Regions from separate parts of the Homo sapiens genome. Here region 2 is linked to region 1. A link is a contact called in ENCODE POLR2A ChIA-PET data. All regions are on one chromosome and are shown on one strand. Each heading gives the region's core, a stretch centred on a gene start or an enhancer-like site at or near the end of the contact. The rest is flanking DNA. Distances are from core to core; before and after follow the strand shown. Region 1 overlaps SORBS1 (sorbin and SH3 domain containing 1). Region 2 overlaps SORBS1 (sorbin and SH3 domain containing 1).

Region 1 (4,994 bases), core at 1,005-3,504:
AACACTTCTCAACACAAGGAAACTAAATTAGTTCCCAGAAAGATAAGAACAGAGGCATAGGCCTGCCTTGAGGATGGAAATCAGAAATAGAAAAGGAAGCTGTGATGGAACCTGCAAGAAAAAAAGAAATTTTAAATGTTAAGATACTCAAGTAAATATAGGAAACATTTTCCTTTGACTCACTCAGAAGGGAAATCTCTAAATAGAGGGCGTTTAACAGCTTACGGGATGGGGAGAGACGTTGGCTGCGGTACTTACAAAAATAAGCAGCAGGTATTCTCTCATCACTAACGGTAGGGAACTGGCCAGGCACGGTGACTCACACCTGTAATCCTAACACTTTCAGAGGCCAGCACAGGAGGATGTCTTGAGCTCAGGAGTTTGAGACCAGCCTGGGCAGCACAGGGAGACTACGTCTCTACAAAAAAACATTAGCCAAGTGTGGTGGCGAGTGCCTGTGGTTCCAGCTACTTGGGAAGCTGAGATGGGAAGAGCGCTTGGGTCTGGGAGGTCAAGGCTACAGTGAGCCATGATCACACCACTGCACTCTAGTCTGGACAATAGAAAAAAAAAAGGGTAAGGGACTAAGACCCAAAGCTAAAGTGTCTACCCTTATAAAGGTGTTAGGAGAATGGAGCATGTCAGTAGGAAGTGCCAGCCACAGGGTACTGGACAAATTAAGGTGACCTGTTGGTGAGCATCTCTCTCTAGCTCTTCTGATATCTTCCTCTGGCAGAGCACAAACCTAGAAGTTTGGGGTGTGGTGGAATGTGCAGAACTTGGAGTCTGAGAGACAGATGTTCCAATACTAACTGTTCACATTCCCAATTCACACACGGCAGGTCTTCGTTTTCTCATTTGTAAAATGAGGTCAATGTTGACCACCTTCTTGAGTTGCTATGAGAATTAAATGAAATATAATAGAGATGAAAGCAGCTAGCGCAGCCTGTAACGGGACCATAAATACCTGTTGTGTGATGTCGAGGTACCAGGGAAATGAAACAAAAGTAGTTTACTTTATCCACCTTACCCTGTTCCACCTAAGAGAGAAAAATGGTGGGTGGGGAGGATGGGAAGAGAAGAAAATAGAGAATGATGGGAAAATCATTTTACTTTGGGTTACACAAATCGAGAATTTAGAAAATCTGGAATTTGTGCTCCCCAAATTAGTTTATTCTACCTTCAGTATAAAGGCATAAGCTATTCTTGGAAAGCCTTTGGTTTCTTCACACTTGAATATGTATCTGCCATTACCCCCCAACTGTCTTATGAAAGGAAGAGAAGACTGTATGATAGTCTATGAAGAGAAGGCTGAGCATTGGTTGAGTATTTACTGAGCATTTAAGTTTAGTGTTGTAATCAGATTCAAATTACAACAAAGTTAATGTGTTGTCTAGTGAGTGACTTGCAAGGAGATAAAATCTAGATGGTAAGCAATTGAACTAGTTGTTTGTAATTAGTTTTATATTTAAGCTGTGATCTTTTTCTCAGTAAACTCAATAAGATAACTCAGTGGAGTCAGAGACTGTTTTGAGGGTGCTCTGGTGGTTTCCTGGAGCTCAAACCCAGGAGACTGACTCATTCGGGCCTTTCTACTCCTCTGGAAGAGTTTGCCCATGATGTTCCAGTAGGTGCAAATCTATCACTATTTTGGGGCAGTCGCTTGGGATACTTCCAGAAGTGAGCACTCCATCCATATCTGGAGGCTGCAGTCGAAAGCCTTCCTCCTCCCAGTCTTCAGTAAGCAATGAGTAGAGTGCTGCCTCCCTTAAGCCAAGTCAGCCCCTACCCAGTCCTACTTCTTAACCCATGGGACAGGCACATTGCAATCATAGAGCATTAAAGCCAAAAAGACATTTATGTAAATTATGTCCAATCCTCTTATGTATTTTAGAACTTGAAGTCCTAAGACGTTAAGCATTTTGTTCACAAGACAATCAGTTAGTACAGAGCATGGCCTGGAACCTGGATTTTCTCACTGTCCCGCTGGGAGGTCAGGGTAGGTCACCAGAAAGGTGGGGTGGGGTCTGAGAAGACTTGGGATGTGAGATGACTAGAGGAGTGCCATCTCTGTGAGACTCAGGCAGGTTAGGGGAGCAGCAGAGCCTCGTGCTGTTTCTAGAGGGGATTTGGGGCCAGGGAGAAGTAGAGTTTCTCTGTCCTGTCCACATCTTCAGGACTTCCTGCTGTTCTGTAGCCTGTGTGCAATCTATTTGGGCCCACAAGGCTTTGGCACACACCCAAAGCTGGAAGCGGATGCTTAGTAACTCCACAGTAGCGCCAGGTGTTCTGTGGATCCAGAGGGATTAACAGCTCCAGGGAGGCTAAGATCTGATTTCTGGGGGATTTCTGTGAACTGAAAGTAGAAGGGCAACAGCAAGGACGCATGCAGGGTCACCCACTTGAGGAGAATGAAGCAAGCTCCAGGCCAGGAGAGGCGACTTGTGTACAAATACAGAAGAAAGCACTTTCTGGATCAAGGACTGTCACCTGCTTCCTATTAATGGGGGAAAGGAGGGGAGTGCAGTGTGTGTGTGTGTGTGTATGTGTGTATGCATGCGCTGGGCTGGTTGTTTTTGTAAACACGTGAAAAACTGGAATGCCGTCACCAGAGTTGGAAATGTCCTTAGCATTTTTTTTTTAGTCTTAACTTTATTCTTTTTTATTCTTAACACTAGATGAAGTCCTTGTTAGAACTTGTATCTTCTCTTAGGCTTAAATAAGGGCAGATGCTGAGTACCTGGGGAGGGCTCAGAGAGGCATTGTCTAGTAGAAATATAATGTAAGCCACATGTGTGATTTTAAAATGTTCTAGTACACACAGTAAAATGGAACAACTGAAATTTTAATAATATATTGTAACCCAGTATATCTAAAAATTATTACTGAGATTTTACATTCTTTATTTTGTACTAAGTTTTTGAAATCCAGTGTATATTTTTACACATAACACATTTCACTTCATACTTGCCACATCTCAAGTGTCCAACAGCCACCTGTGGCTGCTGGCTACAATCTTGGACAGGATAGGTCCAGAAGAAGCACTGTACAAAGCTGTAAAGTGGTTAGAAAATGGGGACAGGAAAAGAAAACATAACTAGAGGGGAAAAAAAACCTGAGGATAAACAGCCTTCAAAATGAAGGGCTAATTCTTGTGATAGATAGTAATGGTTTCCATTTCCACTGAGGGTGTACCCCCATGCCATGTCTCCGTCCCCTGAAAAAAACTGGTTTACATTTCAGTTATATGAGCTATTTCACTTAAATCTAAACAGAGAGAAATTGAGTCTTAACTAATAGAATAAATGTTTATCTTGCCTTCTTCCTTCATTTATTCAACAAACGCTAAGTGAGGCACCCAGTCATCCCTACCTCTCAGGAATGGGGTTAAGTTTGTACTATACAGATGTTAAAGCTATGATGATGATTATCCTTAGCTTTGGGCATGGCCTGAGACCAAGGAAGGTACAAGGTGGACCATCAATGTCCCTTCCGGTACTATAGTTCACAATTAATGATTGGACGCTATTACCGTACACCGTATCTTTTACATAAGGAAATGTCTTTGAACACCTAGAGTAAAAAGTATTCAAGAAGAGAAATGATAGATAGTGCCTGTTTTCAGACAAGGCAGAAATTGGGTGTTGCTGTCATAGTTACACAAGCAATCTAATCATGATCCAAGAGGGAGGTGGCAGGTAGTATATGGAGATTAGATGTCAAAGGGCTCAGCTTTCACACTACCTTGTACAAACTTCACAAGGTCAGGTCCCAGCCACCTGGCAAAGGCCCAACATCCTGAGACATTGTAGAAGAAGCATGAAATGGCCTCTTTCGTTTTGTCTCTTCCTTTACCCCTGTCAGAGTCCGAGGTGACTGATTTGAGTGATTGCAGTTTAGAAGGGGTTTGGAGAACTTGAAGATGCTTCCCAAAAGGACAAGAGTATAGAAGTGGGGTCGGGCACAGTGGCTCACGCCTGTAATCCCAGCACTTTGGGAGGCCAAGGTGGGCAGATCATTTGAGGTCAGGAGTTTGAAACCAGCCTGACCAACATGGTGAAACCCCATCTCTACTAAAAGTACAAAAAAAAAAAGCTGGACATGGTGGCCCACGCCTGTAATCCCAGCTACTTGGGAGGCTGAGGCAGGAGAATTGCTTGAACCTGGGAAACAGAGGTTGCAGTGAGCCCAGATTGCGCCTGGGCAACAGAGCAAGACTCCGTCTCAAAAAAAAAAAAAAAAAAAGAAAAAAAAAGAAGTAGTGCCTGGGATGGAACTCCTCTGAGCCTTAAATTCCTTATTCTGCACTCCTCAAGTCAGAGGGTTAGTACAAAAGTCAGATATGTAATGGATCTATATATGCTTGTAAAATATCAGGTTCTTCTTACTATATTTGATTCACTGATCCTCTTTTCAGCACCAAATTGTTTGCTAGATAATTGATTCCAGTCACTCCTTTGGGATGAATGAAGTTGAGTGGAAGGAGGCTAGGTTTCTGTAAACTATGGAGATCTTGCCAAGAGATTGTCTACATCCTCTCTTTATACCGCATTTGACCTGAGGTCATGAGGCCACCAGCTGGAATTTGGAAATATTTTGTTTTTTATGAGAACTTTTGTTTTCATGAGGTGTGACCCAGACCACCGGTCTTGGCATACTATAGCCAAAGAATCTCAGTGTAGGGCAGTTGAGGTCCTCTGCACCCTTGCCGCCTACAGTTGGTCTGTGAACCAGCAGTGTCAGCACTACCAAGTAGAAATGCAGAATTTCACAATACAGCCCAGGTGTATCAAGTCAGAGTCCACATTTTAACAGGATCCCAAATAATAGCTATATACATTAAAGTCTAAGAAGGATGGCTCTACAATATCCCAGTTAGTCATAGTCCACAGCAGCCTCAGCTTAAACAGCTGCCAAGGCAGCCAACTCATTTCCACTTGAGGCAGCCCCTTGTATTGTTGGATTGTTTGGAAGTTCTCCCTTCTGTCATGTTA
Region 2 (4,994 bases), core at 1,295-3,794, 73 kb before region 1:
CTAAAATAAGACTGATGCTATCGCTTTCTCTGAGTTTTGGGACAGATCTGCTGATGATGTTTGATAGAGTGGGGCCTAAAGTAGGTGCTCACTAAATATTAGTTTATGCTTTAAAAGAAGTAGTACAGCTTTGTTCAGGAGCTCCTGAAAGAGAGAGGGCTGGCTGGGTTGGCACTCTCTAGTCTCTTAGAGCAAGTAAGGCTTAGCCATCACCTGTGGGGACGGGACTCCAGGGCTGCCAGCCTCCCTCTCTGTAGCAGATTTTTGTTGAGTCTCCATGAGGCTTGATGTTCAGGGAGAGTCATCTGGGAATGAAGCCTACATGGTGTTCTCAGGTACCTCTCAGTCCCCTTGGGGAGATGGATGGGATAATAAGATAAGGGCTGGGAGAGAGAGGCTGGCATAGGGTGTAGAGAGGCCATCGTTCTTCTGCAGAGAAGTGTGAGCATTGCTGTAATCCTCAGTCACCAGCTCTCAGTGTGAAGAAAAGGGAAGCTATCCCACCTCCTTCAAACAGAGGCCCCATCTGAGGTTATCAATATTGTCATTTATTTAGTGGCCCAGAACCTTCCATTTTAAAGCACAGTATAAAACTAGAAGGAGGCTAGATTTGCAGTGGCTCACACTTGTAATCCCAACATTTTGGAAGGCCAAGATGGGCAGATTGCTTGAGCTCAGGACTTTGAGACCAGCCTGGGCAACATGGTGAAACCCCGTCTCTATAAAAAAAAAATACAAAAAATTAGCTGGGGCCAGGCGCAGTGACTCACACCTGTAATCCCAACACTTTGGGAGGCAGAGGCAGGCAGTTGGGAGGCAGAGGTGGGCAGATTCCTTGAGCCCAGGAGTTTGAGACCAGCTTGGGCAATATGGCAAAATCCCATTTCCACAGAAATACAAAAAAACTAGCCAGATGTGGTGGCGCACACCTGTAGTCCCAGCTACTTGGGAGGCAAAGGTGGGAGGATCACCTGAGCTCAGGGAGGTCAAGGCTGCAGTGAGCCATGATCATGCCACTGCACTTCAGCCTGGGTAAGAGAATAAGACCCTGTGTAATTAGAAAAAAAAAAAAAAAAGACTAAGAGGAAATGCCCCCAGGATGTCATGTGAAGGATCAGCATTTTCCTACTGAGAAAATAGCAAGCCCTCATTGTAATATGGATGTCAATACCTGGCCCTGTCACCTGCATGGTACAGTTAAGTGTCACTTTGGGTTTTCATTATGTAAAGTGACACTTTTTCTTCAGGGGCTCTCTGTATATTGAAATCCACTCAGTGATGAGTCACATGACCACAAGCTTTCAAGTAAAACAATTCAGGGCTAAATTTTGTAGATCAAAAGGACACTGGCAGCTTTAGGAGAAATCCATGGACTATCAGCCTGATTTTTTCAGTCAAGTGTGATTGTTGTTAGAGTCACCTGCCTTGACCCTGAGTATGGCATGTCTGTGATCCTCACCATGATCTTAAAGCACCATGTAAGACTGAGCTTGAACTCAGCCTCATCTGCTCCTTTCTGCTCACATTCAACAGAAGGCCTTTCCAGGTGGGAGGAGAATGTTCAGCAGAGCCACATTAAGGGTAGACTTGGGTAACTCAAAATCCCTCTACACTTCCAGGCTTCCTGCCAAATCCTTGGCCTTGCATTGCAATTTTCTGGGAGCATGAGAACTCATTCCATAAAGCCAATCTGTTCTTAACATCCTTTGACATTGATGGTGATGATGCCAGGGATCAGGCTTTCTGAAGCACTTACCAAGCCTTGAAATCATTTGGATGTGGGCAGTCACGACCCCATGGAGGAGAATGAAAGTTGTAAAACCTGAGCATGCTGGAGTCATTGTTTCCCCCACTTCTACAGCGTCTCCTCCACTTACAGACATCTCTGACTTTGTCACAACTTTGCATGTGTCCTCACATTCTTCCTTTTCACCCGAGTGTAGTCCCCCAGCCAGCAGTCTGCACCTGTTCCTTTCTTAAAGACGAGAACCTGTCCATAGTCAATCAATAAGCAGGTTTTAACTGAGCAATTACTAATTGCCACAGCACATCTTGATGCCCTTCATCCTTACCTCATGGGCCTCATTCTCACTGACAGGATTTTAGGCTCCCTTGGCCTAAACTTTTTTTTTTTTTTTTTTTTTGAGACAGAGTCTTGCTTTATTGCTGAGGCTGGAGTGTAGTGGCATGATCATGGCTTACTGTAGCTTCGAACTCCCAGGCTCAGGAGATCCTCCCAACTTAGCCTCCCAAGAGCTGAAGCAACAGGCATGTGCCTGGCTAATTTTTTAATTTTTTGTAGCGATGGGGTCTCGCTATGTTGCCCAGGCTGGTCTTGAACTCCTAGGTTCAAGCAATCCTCCTGCCTCAGCCTCCTGATATGTTGAGAGGCATGAGCCACGGCACCCAGCCAGCTTAAACCTTTTTGTCCCTAATCCTTTGACCTCTTGAATTACCATCTAGTACATTCCTTCCTCTGTGCTGAACTCCCCACTCACTCCCCCAACTTCCTGCTTACACCTTCAACCCTCTGTGCAATCTGGCACCCACCCCCACTGCCCTCCTGAAGTTGCTCCCTCAGAGTGTTCCTGTGACTTCTCTCTTGCCTAATCTAATGCCGCCTCCTCCTCTGCTTCAATTTCTGGGGTTTTTTTTTTTTTTTCTTTTGAGACATTTAACCACCCACTTCTTGGAGTTCTGTCTTCCCTGGTTCAGTGGCACCTTGTGTACTTTTCTGGTTCATCTCCTGTCCCTCGGATTACTTTGCATCACTTTGGGGATTCTTTTGCCTTGCAGCTATAACTGTGGTGCCCTTCCATGCATGACTTTAGCGCTTTACTCTGGCCTTGCTTCTGTCCACCACTGAGCTCTGCCATCTCCCTGGCGTCAGCCATCACTTTTGGGCTGATGCCTCCAAAGTTGCACTCCTGTTAGGGTGTCTCACCTGGGCCCCTTCATAGTTCCTCTAGGGATCTCTAGGGCATTCCTACTTGAGTATCTTGCTGTCTTCTCAAAGTTACCATAGTCCATATGGAAGCAGCCATTTCTCCCTCCCATTCCTAACCCAATTCTAACTTCTCCATTTGGCTTAGGCCAGGCTTCCAGACTTGAAACCTTGGTACCATCTTTGAAAGAGGCAAGACAGGATGTGGTTCAGAGAGGACTGCTAGAGTCAGGTGGACATTAGGCCACATCACAGCTTGGCTATGAGCTGGTTGTGTGGCCGCAGGCAGGGTACTTTAACTTCTCTGTGTATTGATCCTTTAACTATTAAAAAAAAAAGGTGATAATAGTTTCTTCCTCATAGATCTTTGGGAGGATAAAATGAGAGAACGTAAATGAAGAGTTTATTGCATTGCTTGGCACATAATTAGCTCAGTAGTCCAGAGGCCCCCAAGCATTTATTTAAGCTGTTCCTCTGGAGCACCCTTCGCTTCCTGTGAGTCTGATTGGCTTCTCTTCTGAGAATCGGCCTTTGTCACCCTGCATTCTCATTGCTGGCTCACTTGGTTTTTCTGCCCACTAGACTGTAAGCTCCCTGAAGGCTAAGATTCTGGAATGCTCACCTTCATGTCCACAAGGCAGAGCACAATGTCTGCCCAATAAATAAATGTCATAGCTTGGAAGCCAGATTCTATTAAGTAATTTTATAATCTTAGGTCATATGTGGTATCTTTGTTAGTGCTCTATATCTTCCAGTCTTGAACAAAAATAATCTATAATGTATACTTAGCAATGTACAGCTTCCTGAACACTTTGGCATAAGTTATCCTGATAAGTCCTCTCACCACATTGCTGTGAGCTTGCCAATAGAAGTGTTATCCCTGTTTTTGGATAGGAAAACTGAGGCATGGAAAAGTTAAGTGACTTCCTCAAGAGGAATCGAAAACTTTCAAGTAATGTTAGCCCCATCCTGTGGTTCTACCTGTTCCTTAATTTCTAGAACAGTCAGAACTACTCAGTTGACCAGAGCACGATGTGCATACCTCTGCAAAGCTCTGATCACACTGTTGGCAAGGCTTTTTTTTTTTTTTAAGGACCAGATGATAAATATTTTAGACTTTGCAGGCCATATGGTTTCTGTCACAGCTACTCAACTCGGCCATCGTAGTGCAAAAGCACCCATAAATAATATGTAAAGGAATTGGCATGGTTGTGTTCCAGTAAAATCAGCCCATGGGCCAAAGTTTGCTGACCCCTGCTCTAAACAGAACTAATTCCAGTTGAGAATTAGCAGACACGCTTCCCCCCAGCTAGCCTGTTCAGGAGCGTTTTGTTTTGCAGCTACCAAAAGAGCTTCAGCTAACAATTGCTTTTCATTTCCAGATCCTGTCTCAGAAAGAAGAGTGGGAGAGCAGGACTCAGCACCAACCCAGGAAAAACCCACCTCACCTGGCAAGGCTATTGAAAAAAGAGCAAAGGATGACAGTAGGCGGGTGGTGAAGAGCACTCAGGACTTAAGCGATGTTTCCATGGATGAAGTGGGCATCCCACTCCGGGTATGTATATTGACTTAGAGGTCCTTCTTAGGCTTCATCTTAAGCTGTGACAAGTGTACACTCTGAGTACATGTGAACCCCATCACACCATCGTCTCTGTAAGCCCCATGAGTGCCAGATCCCCCAGAAGCTATGCTCCAGACTTGGTGTACAACAGCTTTTCCCAAAGTGGGTGTTGGATGTTATAAGTCCTATGAATAAAGGGTTTCGTGGTCAAGTAAATGTGAGGAAAAGCTGGGTGGACCAAGTCAGAGAGATTTCTCTGCTGTAGAACTTTTCAGAGGCTTTGAGTATGTGAGTGTTCTAGGGACAATGTTATGGGCAGTCTTCATTATTGTTCTGTGTGGAGCATGTTGAGAAATTCCTGGTCCAGGGTAAGAGAATCCTGGGGAGAGTGTGAGGCCCAAGGTCCCTTTTGACAGGTTCAGGAAGATCTCCCTGGATGGGAGATCACATGTCATCCAAAGTGAGTAGGGAACACTAAGGGAACCTCAG

Evidence for each region. ChIA-PET counts read pairs that join two places held with the same protein, here RNA polymerase II (POLR2A).
Region 2: POLR2A ChIA-PET joins it to region 1 with 39 read pairs in PC-3. The contact joins two enhancer-like sites. POLR2A ChIA-PET finds 5 or more read pairs at or near these places in 3 of 52 experiments (AG04450, PC-3 and WTC11).

Annotation. Positions count from the first base shown.
Region 1 is chr10:95,324,816-95,329,809 of GRCh38, reverse strand. The region is part of intron 30 of SORBS1 (sorbin and SH3 domain containing 1); the gene reads left to right. Among named protein-coding and RNA genes, the nearest start is that of PDLIM1, 36 kb to the right of the region's middle. RefSeq lists an enhancer at 4,803-4,994. Within about 2 kb of position 2,254, at least 12 of the 41 ENCODE cell types and tissues checked have a DNase peak (open chromatin) inside an H3K27ac peak, as active enhancers do.
Region 2 is chr10:95,398,522-95,403,515 of GRCh38, reverse strand. It overlaps SORBS1 (sorbin and SH3 domain containing 1), which reads left to right. Exons shown (of 33, transcript NM_001034954.3): 12 at 4,327-4,499. Among named protein-coding and RNA genes, the nearest start is that of PDLIM1, 110 kb to the right of the region's middle. Within about 2 kb of position 2,544, at least 3 of the 41 ENCODE cell types and tissues checked have a DNase peak (open chromatin) inside an H3K27ac peak, as active enhancers do.